Regions from separate parts of the Homo sapiens genome. Here region 2 is linked to region 1. A link is a loop called in an ENCODE intact Hi-C map of the cell type or tissue named here. Cell type or tissue: heart left ventricle. All regions are shown on one strand. Each heading gives the region's core, and the rest is flanking DNA. Links, peaks and the distances in the headings are about the cores only.

Region 1 (11,387 bases), core at 1,310-9,309:
CTCTGTAGTAGGCAGCATCCAAGATGGCCCCAGGGATCCCAGCCTCTTGATATCCACACCCTTAGGCAGTCCCTTCCCACAGTGCACCAGGATTGGCCTGTGCGACCAAAGAATATAGCAAAGGGATGGCAAGTCACTTCCACAATTAGGTTATAAGGTTACTATAGGTTATAAAAGGCTTCAAAGCTGAGTGCCATGGCGTGTGCCTGTAATCCTAGCTACCTAGGAGGATGAGGTGGGAAGATCCCTTAGCCCAGGAGTTTGAGACCAGCCTGGATAACATAGAGCCTCATCTTAAAAAAAAAAAAAAAAAAAAAGACTCCACTGGGCGCGGTGGCTCACGCCTGTAATCCCAGCACTTTGGGAGGCCAAGGCAGGTGGATCACCTGAGGTCAGGAGTTCAAGACCAGCCTGGCCCACATGGTGAAACCCCGTCTCTACTAAACATACAAAAATTAGCTGGGCATGCTGGCAGGTGCCTGTGATCCCAGCTACTCAGGAGGCTGAGGCAGGAGAATCACTTGAACCCAGGAGGCGGAGGTTGCAGTGAGTTGAGATTGCACCACTGCACTCCAGCCTGGGTGACAGAGCGAAGACCCTGTCTCAAAAAAAAAAAAAAAAAGGTTTCTCTGGCTGGGTATGGTGGCTCACACCTGTAATCCCAGCACTTTGGGAGGCCGAGGCAGGTGGATGACTTGAGGTCAGGAGTTCAAGACCAGCCTGGCCAATGTGGTGAAACCCTGTCTCTACTAAAAATACAAAAATTAGCCGGGCATGATGGTGCACACTTGTAATCCCAGCTACTCAGGAGGCTGAGGCAGGAGAATTGCTTGAACCAGGGAGGCAGAGGTTGCAGTGAGCTGAGATCATGCCAGTGCACTCCAGCCTGGGTGACAAGAATGAAACTTGGTCTCAAAAAAAAAAAAAAAAAAAAAAAAGACTTGTGCTCTCTATCTTTATTGGATAATTTGCCTTGAGGAATGGGGATGGTTACTGGTAGGCAATGAAAAATGTTCATTAGACAAAATGTCTAGATTTGTAAACCCAAGAACTTAGTCCGGAAGACAATATTGCTTCTTTTGATTTAGAAGAAACTGAATGCTCTAGAGGGCAAAATAATCGATTTTTCATTCAGTGCTGAGTTTCAACCACGTATCATTAATACGTGAATGATTCCAGGACCTTCTCTCCAGACCTTTGGAGGTGTCTTCACACAGGAAAGCTGTTGGTTAATGAGCCTGCCATGTGGGTATACCGTAGTTGGCACTTTCATTCTCACTCAGTTATTTGCGTCCCTTTGATCCTGCGAAGTATCTTCGTATCCCCACATGCTAGATGAGGAAATGATGCCTGAAGAGGTTACACAAATGACCCATGGACACGCTGCTAATTAGTGGCACGTCTCTGGTGTTAATAAGGATTCTCAACGAATTGGAGTTATGTTACCAAGTCAAAACATGGGGAACTGGCTGGGCGCGGTGGCTCACCCCTGTAATCCTAGCACTTTGGGAGGATGAGGCGGGCAGATTGCTAGAGCTCAGGAGTTTGAGGCCAACCTGAGCAACATAATGAGACCTCTTGTCTCTACAAAAAATTTAAAAAATTAGCCGGGAGTGGTGGCACAAACCTGTGGTTCCAGCTACTTGGGAGGCTGAAGTGGGACAATGACTTGAGCCTAGGAGCAAGACCCTGTCTCAAAAATAAAAACCAAAACTTGGGGAATTCGTCCTAAGGATCCACGGGTGTCTCATGGAGCTTGAGAGCTGAGGTCCAGGTAGGACACGACCAGGGACCATTGGTCATGCTCCATCGGGGTGCTCTGCTTCCCTCTCTGCTCCTCTCCGTCTCTGCTCTGTTCTTCTCTTTTCCTGCAGTCAGGCTCTCTCTGCTCCTCTAGGCCTTGCGGCAGGAAAAGGTGGCCACTACGGTTACTGGTTTTTTTTGTTTTGTTTTTTTCCTGGTTTTTTTTTTTTTTGAGATAGAGTCTCGCTCTGTCACCCAGGCTGGAGTGCAGTGGTGCGATCTCAGCTCACTGCAACCTCTGCCACCCAGGTTCAAGCGATTCTCCTGCCTCAGCCTCCCGAGTAGCTGGGACTACAGGTGCCTGCCACCACGCCCAGCTAATTTTTGTTATTTTTAGTAGAGACGGGGTTTCGCCATGTTGGCCAGGCTGATCTCGATCTCCTGGCCTCAGCCTCCCAAAGTGCTGCGATTACAGGCCTGAGCCACCACGCCTGGCCATCACTGTTCTTTTCTTCCTCCCTCAGTTCCAAAATCCTAGAGAAGGCACACCCATGGGCACAGGGGGCACGTCATGTCATACAAAATGGACGCTGACCTGGCCCCACTCCCGAGGGCCTCAGCGGATAGAGTCATTATGAGCTGCGCCGATAGCCCGGAAGCGGAACTAGCGTTGCAGATCAGCAGCAGGGAGCGAGCCCCTGTGAGGTCGGCCAGGGACTTCCTACGGGTGGATTGCTGTGACAGCAGCTTTGTGCCTACAACTTCTGCCAGCTTCCTGCTTTTTCTCTCATCACAGCCATTTTGTCCAAGCAGCCCCTACGGCTACTTATTGTGCAATTCACCGAGTGCACTGAGGAGCTTCAAGAAATAGCTGCCTGGGCCTGGGTTTCCGTCCACATCTTTGTGAGATGAGACTCTGGGGCTGCCTGGGCCTGAGCTTCCGTCCACATCTTTGTGAGATGAGACTCTGGGGCATTTCCCTCCAGCATGGCCTTTGGTTCCAAGTCAGGTTTGGGTGGTAGATTCCTAGGAAGAGTCTCGATGAGCCAGTCCCTGTGGGACAGGCGATGCCCTCTCTGGACAATGGGCCCCATGGACCCTGGACGGTCGAGGAGCTGATGTCATCTGAGTTCTGTGCACGGGCCAGGGCTTGTTGCTGGTTGCAGTTTCTGTGTGCGTGCGGTATGTCGGGGTGGCTGTCAACTCTGTCTGGATTAATAATGACTGACTTGAACCTAATTCATTAGATACACAAGACCAGGAAGGTGGTTCACCCAGAATTGGGCAAGTCATGGGAGCCGCGGCAGCCTTCCTCTGGCCTGTCTCTGCCAGGCCTCCGCAGTGCATCACTCAGAGCTGAGAGGAGCCCTGCCCAGCTCAGCAGGCCCAGGGTCCTGAAGAAGGTGTTGTTGGCCCAAGGCCCCCAGGCAGCCCTGGGATGGCACAGGTGGCTCCTCACCTGTCTGGAGGCCCTCGACAGCCCCTGAGGCCTTTCCCAAGAAGGCCTTCACCCTGGATCTAATCTGGAAGGGAGGAATCTTCCTCTAGTAGTAAAAGGGGTAGTCCTCTCTTAAAAAAGGAGGCTTCCTTCTGAGGCCTCCTGAAGTCAGCCTTGTCTTAGCTGCCACAATTACACGCTAACACCCAGTTGCCCAGGCTTCTCTCTAGAGCTCTAAGTCTGGTCATCCAGCTTGTCTGTTGGACATCTGCCCTTGCGTGTGCCCTGGGCACCTCCCAGCACGTGAAGTCCAGTCCTCCTCACTCATGGGTACTCTGCTCTCCTTCCTTACTCTTCTCAAAACCTGCTCCTCTAATATTCACTCCTTACGGGACTGTTCCCACCAGCCCCCTAACCAGTTCGAGCCCAAGTGTTATTCTCCACTCCTTCATTCAAGAAACATTTATTTGGCCTGCAGTGGCTCAAGCCTGTAATCCCAGCACTTTGGGAGGCCGAGGCAGGCAGATCGCTTGAGGTCAGGAGTTTGAGACCAGCCTGGCCAACATGGTGAAACCCATCTCTACTAAAAATACAAAAATTAGCCAGGCGGTGGTGGTGTGCACCTGTAATTCCAGCTACTTGGGAGGCTGAGGCAGGAGAATCGCTTGAGCCTGGGAGGCAGAGGTTACAGTGAGCCGAGATTGCGCCACTGAACTTCAGCCTGGGTGACACAGCGAGACTCTGTCACATACACACACACACACACACACACACACACACACACACACACACGCATTTATTCAACCCCTGCTATGTGCCAGGCCCTGTGCTGGGCTCTAGAGGTAAAGGCATGAGTCAGTGCCAGCACAAGATGCTTGCAGGTTAGTGGAAAGCACACCTTTCCACCCAGGGAAGGGAAAAAATGAGAACTTGGCAAGCTCACAACAGGAGGAGGGTGTAGAGCGTCTTGCTCCCTGGCTTATAAGATTCAGGAAAGGTTTCCTGGAGGAGGGGATACCAGAATTGAGTCAGGGGAGAAGACAGAGGAGGGAGGAAGAGGACTTCCAGGCAGAGGGGAATGTGGGGCCCAGTGTGTCTCGGGGAACTGGGAACAGGCTGACGCTGCCAGAGTGTAGTATGCCGGGCAAGGGAGTCCTGGCAGCCAAGGCTGGAGCCATCATCAGGAGCAGGTTAAGAAGGCTCTTGTTGCGAAGGGGAGCATCTAATAAGATTGGACTTTGTCCTGTGGCAGGGGAGAGCCATTTAAGGGTTTGGAGCTATGGGTGGGAGTCGGGGGTAAAGGGGCCACGATCAGGTTGTATTTGAGTGATTCCCTCTGGAGGCTGTGCAGAGGTCTGAATATGAAAGTGAGGGGTACAAAGCAGGAAGCGAGATCGTGGAAAGGCAGGAGATGATGGGGCCTGAACTAGGGCTGTGGAGGAAAGGGAGAGGAAAGGACCGTTCACTAGGCGTTGGGGAGGCAGAAGATGAAAGAGTCAAGGATGACCCTCCTGTTTCTGGCTAGGGTATCCGGTGAATGGTAGGCCAGCAATGGAGCCAGGCAGTACAGGAGAAGAAATGTGTTTGCGGGGAAGTTTGAAGAGTCCATATTTGGATATGTTGAGTTTGAGTGCCTACAGCTGGGGTGTCCAATCTTTTGGCTTTTCTGGGCCGCACATAAAACTCTATCACTAATGATAGCTGATGAGCTGAAAAAAAATTGCCAAAAAATCTCATGTTTTAAGAAAGATAAGGAATTTGTGTTGGGCCACATTCAAAGCTGTCCCGGGCTGCATGTGGGCCCGCGGGCCATGGGTTGGACAACTTGGCCTACAGGATATTCAGGAGGATAACTTCAGGAGGAGATGTTTAGCAGGAAACACAAGGAGAAGTGGGACTGGAGATAGGAATCTCTGTGTTAGGGGAACTGTAAAAAGGTTGCTGATGCAAGTAGGAGAGGATGCACTAGCTCCAGGAAGAGTGCGCAGAATGGGAAAATGGTGAGGGTCATATCCTGGTGAGCCCTGATGGGAACGGGTGGGCCAGAGAAAAAGAAACTCAGGAGAAAGAACTCAGAGAGCAACACTGAGGATTTAGTGAGAGGAGTATCACATGACAGCCAAAGGGCGAGTCATGGGAGCCGCAGCAGCCTTCCTCTGGCCTGTCCCTGCCAGGCCTCCACACCTCGATATGCAGAGAGTCTCACACCACAGAGCAGTCCAGCAGCACAAAGACTGGAACGTGTTTATTAGACCTGACATTTAGGAAGCCACTGGCAAACCTGTGGTTGGGAGAGGCAGGCCTCGGCCGACATGGTAGCTCCAGTCTCAACCGTACCTATGGCACTGTGGAAGGAGCATGGGAGTGGAATTCATATGCAGCAATCAGTCTTGTTCAGCACAGAGGAGGCTTGATTTTAAAGCTAAACAAATTTGCATTTTGGAATGCAACCAAAGCTAGGCACGGTGCCTCACGCCTGTAATCCCAGCACTTTGGGAGGCTGAGGCGGGCGGATCACTTGAGGTCAGGAGTTCGAGACCAGCCTGTCCAACATGGTGAAACCCTGTCTCTACTAAAAATACAAAAATTAGCCGGGTGTCATAGTGGGTGCCTGTAATCCCAGCTACTCGGGAGGCTGAGGCAGGAGAATCACTTGAACCCGGGAGGTGGAGTTTGCAGTGAGCTGAGATCATACCACTGCACTCCAGCCTGGGCGACAGAATGAGACTCTGTCTCAAAAGAAAAAAAAAGAATACAACCAGAAAAAAAAAATCCGTTATTAAATATTCAAAAACCACATAAACTTTTAGAAGCCCCACTCTGCAGGGAATAAACACAACATTGCTCAAGAAGGAATGAGGTTGTAAGCTGTAGCGATCCTGGACTATTCTGGCAGGCAGATTTCTAATGTATGCTTTCCACGAATAAAAGCAATATGAAAGCACATTAACTGTTTATAACCGTGTCAGTCCTGACCTGTGCATTAAGAAGCTTGTACTGTATTTGGAACTTGGTTTTGAACAACAGCGCCTCCTGGTGTAAATGTCATGCATAAATACTTTACTAGCATAGTGGCAATATTCTAATAGAAATATTGCTGCTCTGATACTTTTTTACTTAAAAAGCAAGTTAAAAACATGTTTTGGGATGAGGAAAGTGATATGGAGGACTTGTTTAGGTTTTATGTAGTACAGCATTAGGGATATTGATAAAGCTGTCATTTAAGATGATAAAAATTCATCTGCCCTTGCATTGTACAGCTGTACTTCTATAAAGTGTCACAGAGTGGGGTCTACCACTTATTTTTTTAATGAAATTTATAGCCGGGTGCGGTGGCTCATGCCTGTAATCTCAGCACTTTGGGAGTCCGAGGCGGGCAGATCACCTGAGGAATTCGAAACCAGCCTGACCAACCAACATGGAGAAACCCTGTCTCTACTAAAAATACAAAAAAAAATTAGCCGGGCATGGTGGCGCATGCCTGTAGTTCCAGCTACTTGGGAGGCTGAGGCAGGAGAATCACTTGAACCTGGAAGGCGGACACTGCAGTGAGTCGAGATCGCGCCACTGCACTTCAGCCTGGGCAACAAGAGCAAAACTCAAAAAAAAAAGTTTATAAAATGATACAGAAGATTGAACAATGAATTTCTCAAATTGAACCATTTGTGTAACCAAGCACGTAGATCAACAAATAAAAAATGACTGACAGCCCAGATGCCTCCTCATGCCCTGAACTCCTGTAGGTCACGACTGCCTGGCTAGGGTAATCACGGTCACGTCTTCTCACATCACAGATCAATTCTGCTTGTTGATATTTCTATGACTGGAACAATTTGTAAGAATATTCTCACAAGTATATTGAATAAGACACAAGAGTGTGTTCTTTTGGATCTTATTCAATACATTAGCAACATTTACCCATGTTGCTTGGTGTAGTTGGTTTTCTCTTTGCTGTATAAAAACCATTGTAAAGCTCAACCATAATTTATCATCAGTCCTATGGTCGATAAACATTTGGATTGTTTCCAGGGTTGGGCTTTTATAGCCTGCTATGAACATTATTGTACATGCCTTTTGGTGCCCATATGCATGCATTTTATTAGGAATATACCTAGAAGAAGAATGACTGGGTTATAGCGCATGAACTTTAGTAGACAATGCCAACCAGTTGTCTAAATTGGTTGTTCCAATTTATATTACCATCAACAGCAGATGAGAATTTCAGTTTGCTTCACATCCTCACCAACATATGGTATTGTTAATCTTTCTAATTATAGATATTTTCTGGTGGGTATATGTCATCGTACTTTTTAAAAGCAGCTTTATTAAGACACAGTTCAATTATAGATAATTGCACCATACAATTGATCCACTTACTGTGTACAATTCAGTGGCTTCCAGTATACTTGGAGTTGTCATCCATCACCATAATCAATTTTAGAACATTTTCATTACCCCCCAAATAAACTTTATAGCCTTTCATTATCACCCTCAACTCCACCATCCCCTCAGCTCTAGTCTACCACTGATCTATTAATACTTTCTCTGTAGAGTTGCCAATTCTTAACATTTCATATAAACAGAATCATACAGGCCAGGCACGGTGGCTCACGCCTGTAATCCCAGCACTTTGGGAGGCCGAGGCTAGCAGATCACAAGGTCAGGAGATCGAGACCATCCTGGCTAACACGGTGAAACCCTGTCTCTACTAAAAATACAAAAAATTAGCTGGGTGTGGTGGCGACGCCTGTAATCCCAGCTACTAGGGAGGCTGAGGCAGGAGAGTGGCGTGAACCCGGGAGGCGGAGCTTGCAGTGAGCAGAGATCGCGCCACTGCACTCCAGCCTGGGCGACAGAGCGAGACTCTGTCTCAAAAAATAATAAAATAAAAATAAACAGAATCATACAATAAGTGGCCTTTTGTGTCTGGCTGCTTTCACTTAGCATGTCTTCAAGGTTCACTAGATTTTGATTCTCCATGTGGGACACAGGTTGTAGGCTTCCTATTCCCTTTAAGCTCATCTATCTGATGATACATTTCATAGTGAATTTATCTTCATGGACCTACCAGGAAGCAGTGCTACTCTAAATCAATCTGTGAGAGCATGACTGAGGTTTATCTTTGACTGCAGGAATGAGTGAGCTTTGTTAACATTTTCTAGGCCAAATTATTTTGGCCATCCTTTATGATGAGACATTCTGAAGTCTCAAGTTCATTTGTTGGAACAGATCCAAATGATTTATTGAGTTGAAACAAATCTGGCTATTTTTTGAGAGGGGTTTTCGCTCTTGTTGCCCAGGCTGGAGTGCAATGGCACAATCTTGGTCATCACAACCTCCACCTCCCGGGCTCAAGTGATTCTCCTACCTCAGCCTCCCGAGTAGCTGGGATTACAGGCATGTGCCACGATGCCTGACTAATTTTGTATTTTTAGTAGAGATGGGATTTCTCCATGTTGGTCAGGCTGGTCTCAAACTCCCAACCTCAGGTGATCTGCTTGCCTCGGCCTCCCAAAATGCTGGGATTTCAGGGATGAGCCACCGTACCCGGCCTGAATTGGGCTTTTCTTTCAAGTATCCCTACAGCCGATCTTATTGCTGACATCTATGTAGAGGCATGGGAACTTCCACCCAGCTGAAGAAGATACACACGTGGGAGGTGGCCATGTGAAGACAGAAGCAGAGATTGGAGTTATGTCTACAAGCCAAGATAAGCCAAGGGTTGCTAGCAGCCATCAGAAACTAGGAAAGGCATGGAATGAATTCTCCCCCAGAGCCATCACAGAAAACCAACTCTGCCAACATCTTGACTTTTAACTTGTGGCCTCAACTATGAGAGAATAACTTTGCTTTAAGCCATCACATTTGTGGTAACTTGTTATGGCAGCACTAAGAAATGAATACACTAAAGACCTGATTTCAAAGCTGCCTGGCATAAGCTGGTGCTCAATAAAAGCTCGCGGAGCTGAGTTAGGTTGTGAATATTCCTTAGCAAGGACCTGGACCTCTCTTTGTGTGTGTTGAACAAGAATAACTGAACGTGAGCTCTTTTTCCTGATTTGTTTCCCTAACTAAAATTTAGTAGCTTGGATCAGAGAGATGGTCCCAGTTTCCTGTAGATCTTCTGGAATTAGAGTAAATGTGACCTATTTTCCTCTTTAATGGCATCAAGGCTGGGGCATTCTGAGTGTGAATCACCATGGATAGTGACACATTTTTTATTGGCAAGGGGACCGGCCTTATTTTGGTAGATGAGTTGTTATTTTCCTCTGATTCAGCTTAAGTTTAGTACTGATGTCCAAAAGCAGAAAAGGAGAAAAAGAGCCAATTAGGATGTCTGGATACCATACTGCTTACACTGACTACAGAAATGTCTATCATACTAGGGTTAAGTTTGAACTATCAGAAATCTGCCTCAGCACACATTTGGAGAATTTTTTTTTTTTTAAAGACAGGGCCTCACTCTGTCATCCAGGCTGGAGTGCAGTGGCATGATCAGAGCTCACTGCAGCCTCCACCTCCTGGGCTCAGGCAATTCTCCTGCCTCAGCCTCCCTAGTAGCCTGGACTACAGATGTGCACCATCACGTCCGGCTTTTTTTTTTTTTTTGGTATTTTTTGTAGAGATGAGGTTTCGCCATGTTGACCAGCCTGGTCTCAAACTCCTGAGCTCAAGCCATCAGCCAGACTCAGCCTCTCAAAGTGCTGAGATTACAGGTGTGAGCCACCACACCCAACTGGAGAACTCTTCACCAGAAGATATACAATAACCACCTTATTTAGCCAGACTAGTGGGTCCTGGCAGACTCCTAGGTGTGGACCATTGGTTATTAACCAGTCACCATGTATTGTTCCCATGTGTAGACCAAGAACTAGACATTTGAAGGGGATGTGGATTTCTTCTTCCTGAACAAGTCACTTCTTCTATATAGTGGGAAAACATCCAAACTAATTCTACCACATATTTTCAGATTATAAGGTGACATTCAATATTCCTGGCTGTCACTATGTTTTTCCCTTGTTCCTTTTCCTATATTTCCTGCCAAATTAGGAGACAGAGATACATGAAAAGGTCAAGAGTATGTGTGCTGTAGAGTATCTCAAGAGGAATCCACCCCATCTCAAAGTGGGGCTCAAGTTTCCTACCCCCAATTCTTTGGAATGCTGAATTTTATGAGGATCAAATTATTTTTTTTTTTGAGACGGAGTCTCACTCTGTTGCCCAGACTGGAGTGCAGTGACATGATCTTGGCTCACTGCAACCTCTGCCTCCTGGGTTCAAGTGATTCTCCTGCCTCAGCCTCCCGAGTAGCTGGGATTACAGTAGGCATCTGCTACCTCGCCCGGCTTTTTCTTTTTTTTGAGATGGAGTCTCGCTGGGTCACCAGGCTGGAGTGCAGTGGTGCGATCTCAGCTCACTGCAACCTCTACCTCCTGGGTTCAAATGATTCTCCTGCCTCAGCCTCCCAAGTAGCTGGGACTACAGACATGCGCCACCACACCCAGCAAATTTTTATATTTTTAGTAGAGACAGGGTTTCACCATGTTTGCCAGGATGGTCTCGATCTCTTGACCGCATGATCCGCCTGCCTTGGCCTCCCAAAGTGTTGGGATTACAGGCGTGAGCCACCATGCCCAGCCCTTTTTTTTTTTTTTTGTATGTTTAGTAGAGATGGGGTTTCACCATGTTGGCTAGGCTGGTCTTGAACTCCTGGCCTCAAGTGATCCACCCACCTTGGCCTCCAAAGTACTGGGATTACAGACGGGAGCCACTGTGCCTGGCCCAATTATTTTAAATAGCTGTGAATTCAAGCAAATATATCTGAAGATTTACTGACAAACAAGGAGCTTTGTTCTTGAATCTATGGCAGCTTCAGAGAAATTAAGACTGCTTTAAAAATGAGTATTTTCTAATGTATTGTAGCAACAAAAGTTACATTCAACTATATATAGAATAAAATGTTTTAAAATCATACTGTAGTTTGTTAAGGCATACAATAATAGAAAGTCATCTTGGGATCTCACGAGTAACGTTCAACTCTTTAGAAACCAGGTTAACTCTGCATAGTTCTGGTCTAGACCTGTGCCATCTAACTTGGCCACTATGCACGTGTGGCTACTGAGCATTTGAAATGTGGCTGGTCCAAACTGAGATGCATCATCAATGTAACATACACACTGGATTTCAAAGACTTGGTATGAGAAAA
Region 2 (8,000 bases), core at 1-8,000, 230 kb before region 1:
GGGGAGAGGAACCAAAACATCTATCAGGAGAATGAAAGAATATAACATTGTGGTGCATCCAAACAATGGGATAGCAATGGATGAATCTTACATTGAGAAAAAAAGCCCAACACAAAATACATTCTTGACACATGAGATCCAAGAATAGGCAAATGTAATCTATGGTGATAAAGATCAGAATATCCTTTCCTCTGCTGGAATCAGGGATTGACTAGAGGGGGCACAAGGGTACTTTATAGGGTGATGAAAATGTTCTAGCCCAGGCATGATGGCTCACACCTATAATCCCAACACTTTGAGAGGCCAAGGTGAGCAGATCGCTTGGGCCCAGGAGTTTGAGACCAGCCTGGGCAACATGGCAAAACCTTGTCTCTAAAGAAAATACAAAAATTAACCAGGTGTGGTGGTGGGTGCCTGTAGTCCCAGCTACTTGGGAGGCTGAGGTGGGAGGATCACCTGAGCCCACAAGGTCGAGGCTGCAGTGAGCTGTGATCATGCCACTGCACTCCAGCCTGGGTGACAGAGTGAGAACCTGTCTCAACAACAACAACAACAACAACAACAACAACAACAACAACAACAACAGTGGAGCTTTCCAGTGGCTATAAAACATGTGATACAACAACAGATTGAATGCAGAAGCAGATATGAAAATCCACCTGAGTTCTATTAAGCCAGACATTACAGAGATTTGCAAAACTGTAAAACAGTCCTATCCTTCTCGCTAATGTTTACTTTGGAAAATAGTTATTTTTCATAAAAATACTTATATTAACATGTAGTGGGTTTATTATAATTTTAAATAACTTGATAACTACTTTAAATTTTGCTTAAATTTTTTTCAACATGGGGTATTCCTTTATTGCCCAGGCTGGCCTCGAACTCCTGGGCTTAAGCAATCCTCCTGCCACACCTCCTGAGTAGCTGGAACTAGAGGCGTGCCACAATTTTTTTGTTTGTTTGTTTTTGTTTTTTTTTAGTAGAGATGAAATCTTGCTATGTTGCCCAGACTGGTCTCAAACTCCTGAGCTCAAGCTATCTTCCTGCCTTGGCCTCCCAAAGTGCTAGGATTGCAGGTGTGAGCCACTGCACCCAGCCTAGAACAGGCGAAATTAATCTATGGTGATATAAGTATAAATAGTTATGGCCTCTGAGTTGCAGTCAGTAGGGAGGCATTAACTCAACAGTGGCACAAGGGAACTGGCTGAAATGTTGGATGGGTTCCTTAATTGATTTAGATGTGCTTATGGATGTACATATTTGTCAAAGCACACCAAGCTGTACCCATAAAATTGGTGCATTTTGCTTTTGTAAATTATGTTGCCATTTTAAAAAGTTGGCCTCATAATATTTATTTTATGAAATGAAATGGGATAGTCTGGGGATAATAGTCCTGTTTGGAGAATTGTGAAGTTTTAAACTGCCCCACAAGAATCTGTTAAAAAGAAAACATGCAATCAGAGTTTAATGCTAGTGTCTACACTGAATCTTCATACAATCGAAGCTGATATCCTTTCATGGGTTGTATGTGCTTTCTTAAGAAAACCAGATTTTTCTGATGCATTAGTATGTCAGGATTTTACTTGTTGCTTCTCTCTAGAAAATAATTGCCTCTTGATTCTTTCTGGCCTTTTTTCTCTTTAGGCCAACAGAACTTTTCAGGAGTTGTAATGCACAGTCAGATCAAGGAGCCATGAATGACATGAAGTTGTGGGAGAAAGGAAGCATAAAGATGCCATTTATCAATATACCTGTTCTTGATATTAAAAAGTGCCAGCCAGAGATGTGGAAAGCAATAGCTTGTTCACTGCAGATTAAACCTTGTCATAGTAAATCTCGGGGAAGTATTATTTGCAAGTAAGTTTCTTTCATCCTAACGATTCTCCAGCTTTAGTTCAGACCCTCCGTGATCTCTAGCCAGAGCCTCTCCATAGAATTTTCTCTCTTACCACTTCCTTTGCCTATCACCCCCGTATGTCAAATGCTTTCCCACTTTTTCCTCCTCTAGTTGAAATACTGCTCCCCTCATCACCACCTACTGGCTGTCCTTGTCTCCTCTGAAATACCAGACATTCCTGTAGTCTTCCCAGATTTCTCCAGCTGAAAGTAATTTATCCTTACTACAGATTCCTATAGACCTTTATTTGTACTTCTCTTATGGAACTTAGTTCATGAAACATTTATTAAATACCTCTGATGCACAATTCTATTTTTATATGTTAATTTATGGACTTGTCTTATATTCTGTTAGACTTTGCTCTTCTTCTTCTTTTTTTGTTTTGTTTTGTGTTTTTTTTTTGAGATGGAGTCTCACTCTGTCGCCAGGCTGGAGTGCAGTGGCATGACCTCAGCTCACTGCAACCTCCACCTCCCAGGTTCAAGCAATTCTCCTGCCTCAGCCTCCCGAGTAGCTGGGACTACACGCCCAGCTAATGTTTGTATTCTTAGTAGAGATGGGGTTTTACCATGTTGGCCAGGATGGCCTCAATCTCTTGACCTGGTGATCCACCCGCCTCGGCCTCCCTAAGTGCTGGGATTACAGGCCTGAGCCACTGCGCCCAGCCGACTTTGCTCTTCTTAAGGAGCTTATTTTGCTTAGGAAATCAAGGATCAAGTAAAGATAGGAGCTGCTATAGTGGGTGAAACCAAAAGCATTTAACACATAGTAATCTGCCCATTGTTCTTCACATATCTTTTTTTCCAAAAGTTTTCCAAAACCAAGTTAATATCCAGCCCCTAAGCTGTTGGTATGTGGCTCAGTGCTGCTGGATACCTTAATAATTTCAACCTTAAACAGAGTCCAGTCTATTCTCTGACATGGCTTCGGGATAACCTGATGGGGAAATACTGAGGTATAACAATTAGGTGACAAGCAAGAGGCAACAAGAGGGGAATATGTAGACTCTTAGCACAGAAAACTTGTAGGAGTCAAATCCCTATTGAAGACCAAGAACATTTTAAAGTAGTGGACTTTCTAGTTGTTATAGGCCAGATGCTAATGTTGATAACTAAAAAGAGACTTAGATAAGGAAGGGAAGGCAAAAGAGGCAAGCAAGCAAACAAGCCAGCATAAGGTCCTAGAAGTGAGGATATATGATTTTTGCAGAGAGTAAATCAGACTAGCTTCATTTAATTTCCTTTCAAAGATACTGAAAAGCCACATTGCTGGTAGTAACAGTACGAAGAAGTGTACAATTTGAGTAAGGGCTTTGGTCTCAGACAACAGAAAGTTAGGGGTGCTTTCAATTTATTATTCAACCTGAGCTCTCCTGTGACTCTTGTTCTCTTTTGAAACATGTTAAGTTATGAAAGCTTACTTTCTGGAAAGCTTCAGAAACAAGTGATGTTGACTGGACAACATGAGGAGGTTCCTCAAGCTCTAAACTTACGTGCATTTTTTTTTCAAGATCAGATTGTGTGGAGATTCTTAAAAAATGTGGAGACCAGAACAAATTCCCTGAAGACCACACAGCTGAAAGTATTTGTGAGCTTCTGTCACCTACAGATGATCTGAAGAATTGTATACCTTTGGATACATACCTCAGTAAGTACTTTTTTGTATGTGTGTTTTTAGATTTCAAATACTTCTCTCTTCCAACTATTTGTTTTACTATTTGTTTTGGATGAGCATTTATCTGTTGAGAACATGGGATTCAATGATACCATCTCAATCACAGACTCTTGTTTGCTTGGCCTTTTTGGCCCAGGAAAGAATTGTTGTTTTAAAATATGTAAGCAGAAGTGATTCTATCAGTCTGAGGAGGTACCAACTGTGGTCAGTCAGGAATTCTAAGCAGTGACTCAGGGGGCCAGCATTCTCAGATAACCAGCTCCATATCATTGCTGTCTTCTTACCATAATAATGACTAGAAAGTGGAATTTACCCCCAGAGACTATCAGCCTTTTGTCATCAGAGTGTCAGTGGATGAGAGCCAGGAATTGGCTTGGACTTACTCACCCAACAGGGTATAAAAAAATGATAGTCTAGGCCAGGCGTGGTGACTCAAGCCTGTAATCCCAGCACTCTGAGAAGCTGAGGCAGGCGGATCACGAGGTCAGGGGATCGAGACCATCCTGGCTGACATGGTGAGACCCCGTCTCTACTAAAAATACAAAAAAATCAGCCAGGCGTGGTGGCGGGCGCCTGTAGTCCCAGCTACTCCGGAGGCCGAGGCAGGAGAATGGCGTGAACCTGGGAGGCAGAGCTTGCAGTGAGCCAAGATTACACCAATGTACTCCAGGCTGGGCAACAGAGCAAGACTCTGTCTAAAAAAAAAAAAAAAAATTATAGTCTAGCTTAATATGTAAAAATGGAACTTATCTCACTGCTTCAGTTTTTCTCTGCCAAATACTCCCGCCAAAAGCTAGAAGAGCGTGTTGCTATCTCATTGAGGGATCCTGGAGCTGGAGCTCAGCTTCTTGGCAGTGAGACCCATACATGGTGGAAACCAGGGGATGACAAGTAGAACTCCTACACACCCAGTAGTTAAGGGAAGTGTTCAGGCTGCCACCAGGGGGCATCTGTGCCATGATCTGGCTACAAAGGTAGACAGTGAAGTCAGCCTTTGTTTTCCTGTGTTAGGTAGGATTAACAAAAAACAGAACAAATAGAAGTAAAGAAAGCCCAGAAACAAATAGTCTAGGGCTTCATCATCAGGAATCCAGGCTCCTTTTATCTTTCCCCACCATCCTTAGCATTTAGCTTCAGTCATCAAGATTACTTAATGTACTTTGTCATCACAACATGGCTATTGGAGTTCTAACCACCATAATCTAGTTCCAGAAGGTAAAAAGGAAGGGACAGAGCAAACAACTTCTCCCTAGTCACACTGTCCATCCCTAGTTGTAAGGAAAACTGAGAAAGGTTATTTTTTAAGCTCTGGGCCCATTGCGGCCCTAAGTAAAATTGGAGATCTTTTAGTAATCAGGGAGAGAAAAGTATGTGCTGGATTTGTAGCTGGTAGATTTGTAGCTGGTAGATTTGTAGCTGGTAGTATTCGCCATATTTTCTCAAGGCCAACAAACTGTGTCCCTTAACCTTTGTGACCAATATAGCAAAAAAGAGAGCATTAGACTGGAATTTAGACCTTTGTGTCTTTGAGCAGATCACTTCTTTGAGCCTCGGCTTCCCTATTTATGAAATAATTAGGCAAAATGAGATGAACTCCAAGGGCCCTTATACCTCTGTTAGTCTTAGAGTATGAGTCTGGCCTAAAATCAAGTAAGCAACACTTATTGTATTTATAATTCTAGATTCTATTACAGCAGGCAAATATTTGTGTAGAAGGAAACTATATCAATGGGAGGAAAATTAAATATCTCTTTAAATATCACACATGGTTTCTATCAAGTGAGACTCTTCCTTGGCCATGATTTCCGAAGTTAAATATAATCATGGTTTGGAGTCCATACATATTACCATAATAAATTCTCATTTATGATAAAACACGCTAAATTATCCTTCTTAGACATCTTATTTGACCACCCTATCCAAAATATACCTGTCATTTTTTATCCCCTGACACTACTTATTACTTACAATTTTCTGACTTAATTATTTATTTATAGATACACATATACATACATAGCATGTGTGTGTGTGTGTGTATATATATATATATATATATATATATATATATATTTTTTTTTTTTTTTTTTTTTTTTTTTTTTTTTTTTTGAGATGGAATCTTACTCTGTTGCCCAGGCTGGAGTGCAGTAGTGCAATCTCGGCTCATTGCAGCCTCTGCTTCCCAGGTTCAGGCCATTCTCCTGCCTCAGCCTCCCGAGTAGCTGGCACATGCCACCACGCCCAGCTAAATTTGAGGGGGGGCTTTTTTTTTTGAGAAAGAGTTGCACTCTGTCTCCCAAGCTGGAGTGCAGTGATGTGATCTCGGCCCACTGCAACATCTGCCTCCCGGGTTCAAGCAATTCTCCTGCCTCAGCCTCCTGAGTAGCTAGGATTACAGGCACCTGCCACCATGCCCAGCTAATTTTTATATTTTAGTAGAAACAGGGTTTCACCATGTTGGCCAGGCTGGTCTCAAACTCCTGGCCTCCGGTGATCCGCCCGCCTCAGCCTCCCAAAGTGCTGGGATTACAGGCGTAAGCCACTGTGCCCAGCTCATACATAGTGTATTTATTGTCTGTTTCTCTACTAGATGTAAACTCTATGTTAGAGACTTGTCTATTTTGTTCATCACTGTATCTCCAGCACCTAGAACCTTGCCTGGAATATTGTAGATCCCAATAAATTTAAAAAAAGAATGAATGTATGTTTATGTGAAATTCATCATTTCACAAATGAAAGAATCTCGGTGTTTTAATAGCTTGGTAGAATCAGGCCTTACTTTACACTCATGAGCTCTTCATTTATTCCAGCCATAATTAATTCAGATAATTTACAGTTTTCTCTTACTCTTTTAGGTTGGTTAAACTAATCTGTTTTGGTTTTTTCAGGGCCAAGTACTTTAGGTAACATTGTAGAAGAAGTGACTCATCCCTGTAACCCAAATCCTTGCCCTGCCAATGAGCTCTGTGAAGTAAACCGAAAAGGATGTCCATCTGGAGATCCCTGTCTTCCATACTTTTGTGTTCAAGGTAAGAGGTAGGTGGGTGTGAGAAGAGGATGGATAGGTGCTGCTAGTGTTTCTTTATAGGAGCTATCTTTCTTTTTTTCAATCCTGCTCCTTCTGTAATATAGGGGTTATCTTCGGAGTGAGATTATGAGGGACTTCATGTTCTATATTATGTTTTTCTATAATGTTTTGAGATTTTCTCATTAAACATGTATTATTGATGTAAGCAGGAAAAGACAGACACTTGTAATCCTCCATTGTTATTTAAATTGTAAACTAATAATAACAGTCTAAAACTTGACTCTCGTGAGTTGCAGGGTTCTAGACTATGAAAGAAAAGAAGCTCAGACCAGCTTTTTGTACTTTCTCTTCTATGTTGTAATGTTTGAAAAAAAATACTCTACATTGTTCATGTTTTTTCTTTCCTTTCCTTTAGTATATAGAGAAATAGCATATTCAATAGAATGTATAGCTATCTCCATAAAGATTAATGTTATGTTGAAATATATATAACTTTAAGGGTGAAGGATTTTTATCCCATAGAATTATGATAGTCTTTATCTTTCTGTCAATCCCTTTAGAATATAGTTGTTGCAACATTTTGCTTCTTTTTATCTATTTCCCAATTGAGAATGTTTCTTTATCATGTTAGAATCAAGATTTTAAAAAAGGCCAGGCGCAGTGGCTCACGCCTGTAATCGCAGCACTTTGGGAGGCCAAGGCGGGCGGATCACGAGGTCAGGAGATCGAAACCATCCTGGCTAACATGGTGAAACCTTGTCTCTACTGAAAATACAAAATATTAGCCGGGCACGGTGGGCGCCTGTAGTCCCAGCTACTCGGGAGGCTGAGGCAGGAGAATGGCGTGAACCCGGGAGGCGGAGCTTGCAGTGAGCCAAGATCGCGCCACTGCACTCCAGCCTGCCGGACAGAGCCAGACTCCGTCTCAAAAAAAAAAAAAAAAGATTAAAAAAAAACGTTTTTTTTTTTGAGACGGGGTTTCACTCTTGTTACCCAGGCTAGAGTGTAATGGCACTATCTTGGCTCACTGCAACCTCTACCTCCTGGGCTCAAGCAATTCTCCTGCCTCAGCCTCCCAAATAGCTGGGATTACAGGCACCCACCACCATGCCCAGCTAATTTTTGCATTTTTAGTAGAGACAGCAGGGTTTCACCATGTTGTCCAGGCTGGTTTTGAACTCCTGACCTCAGGTGATCTACCTACCTCAGCCTCTCAGAGTGCTGGGATTACAGGTGTGAGCCACTGCGCCCGGCCTTAAAATATTTTTAAAGTAAAATAAAGCAAAAGATGAAATAAGCATGATGTCTCAAAGGATCATCTATAATATATGTGTAATACTGTAATATATCGGCTATAGAGTCATAATCTTGTCAAAATTGGAAATGTCGGACTGTTTTAAATTT

Evidence for each region. A loop is a pair of places that touch in the nucleus more often than their neighbours do. Peaks named below come from ENCODE experiments on the same cell type or tissue, not always from the same donor. Only the 100,000 strongest peaks of a DNase experiment are listed, where the experiment ranks them.
Region 2: a loop joins it to region 1, with 3 times the contacts of the local background. A loop is called at or near these places in 28 of 110 quality-filtered maps.

The regions. Positions count from the first base shown.
Region 1 is chr9:36,322,797-36,334,183 of GRCh38, forward strand. No RefSeq gene overlaps it. Among named protein-coding and RNA genes, the nearest start is that of GNE, 70 kb to the left of the region's middle. In heart left ventricle, for the core only: a CTCF peak has its summit at 6,235 (motif pointing left); DNase peaks (open chromatin) are centred at 2,405 and 2,873.
Region 2 is chr9:36,098,687-36,106,686 of GRCh38, forward strand. RECK (reversion inducing cysteine rich protein with kazal motifs) reads left to right here. Exons shown (of 21, transcript NM_021111.3): 11 at 1,645-1,857; 12 at 3,408-3,544; 13 at 6,457-6,597. Among named protein-coding and RNA genes, the nearest start is that of GLIPR2, 34 kb to the right of the region's middle. RefSeq lists an enhancer at 3,613-4,113. In heart left ventricle, for the core only: CTCF peaks have their summits at 4,502 (motif pointing right) and 4,705; a DNase peak (open chromatin) is centred at 4,515; H3K27ac peaks cover 365 bases.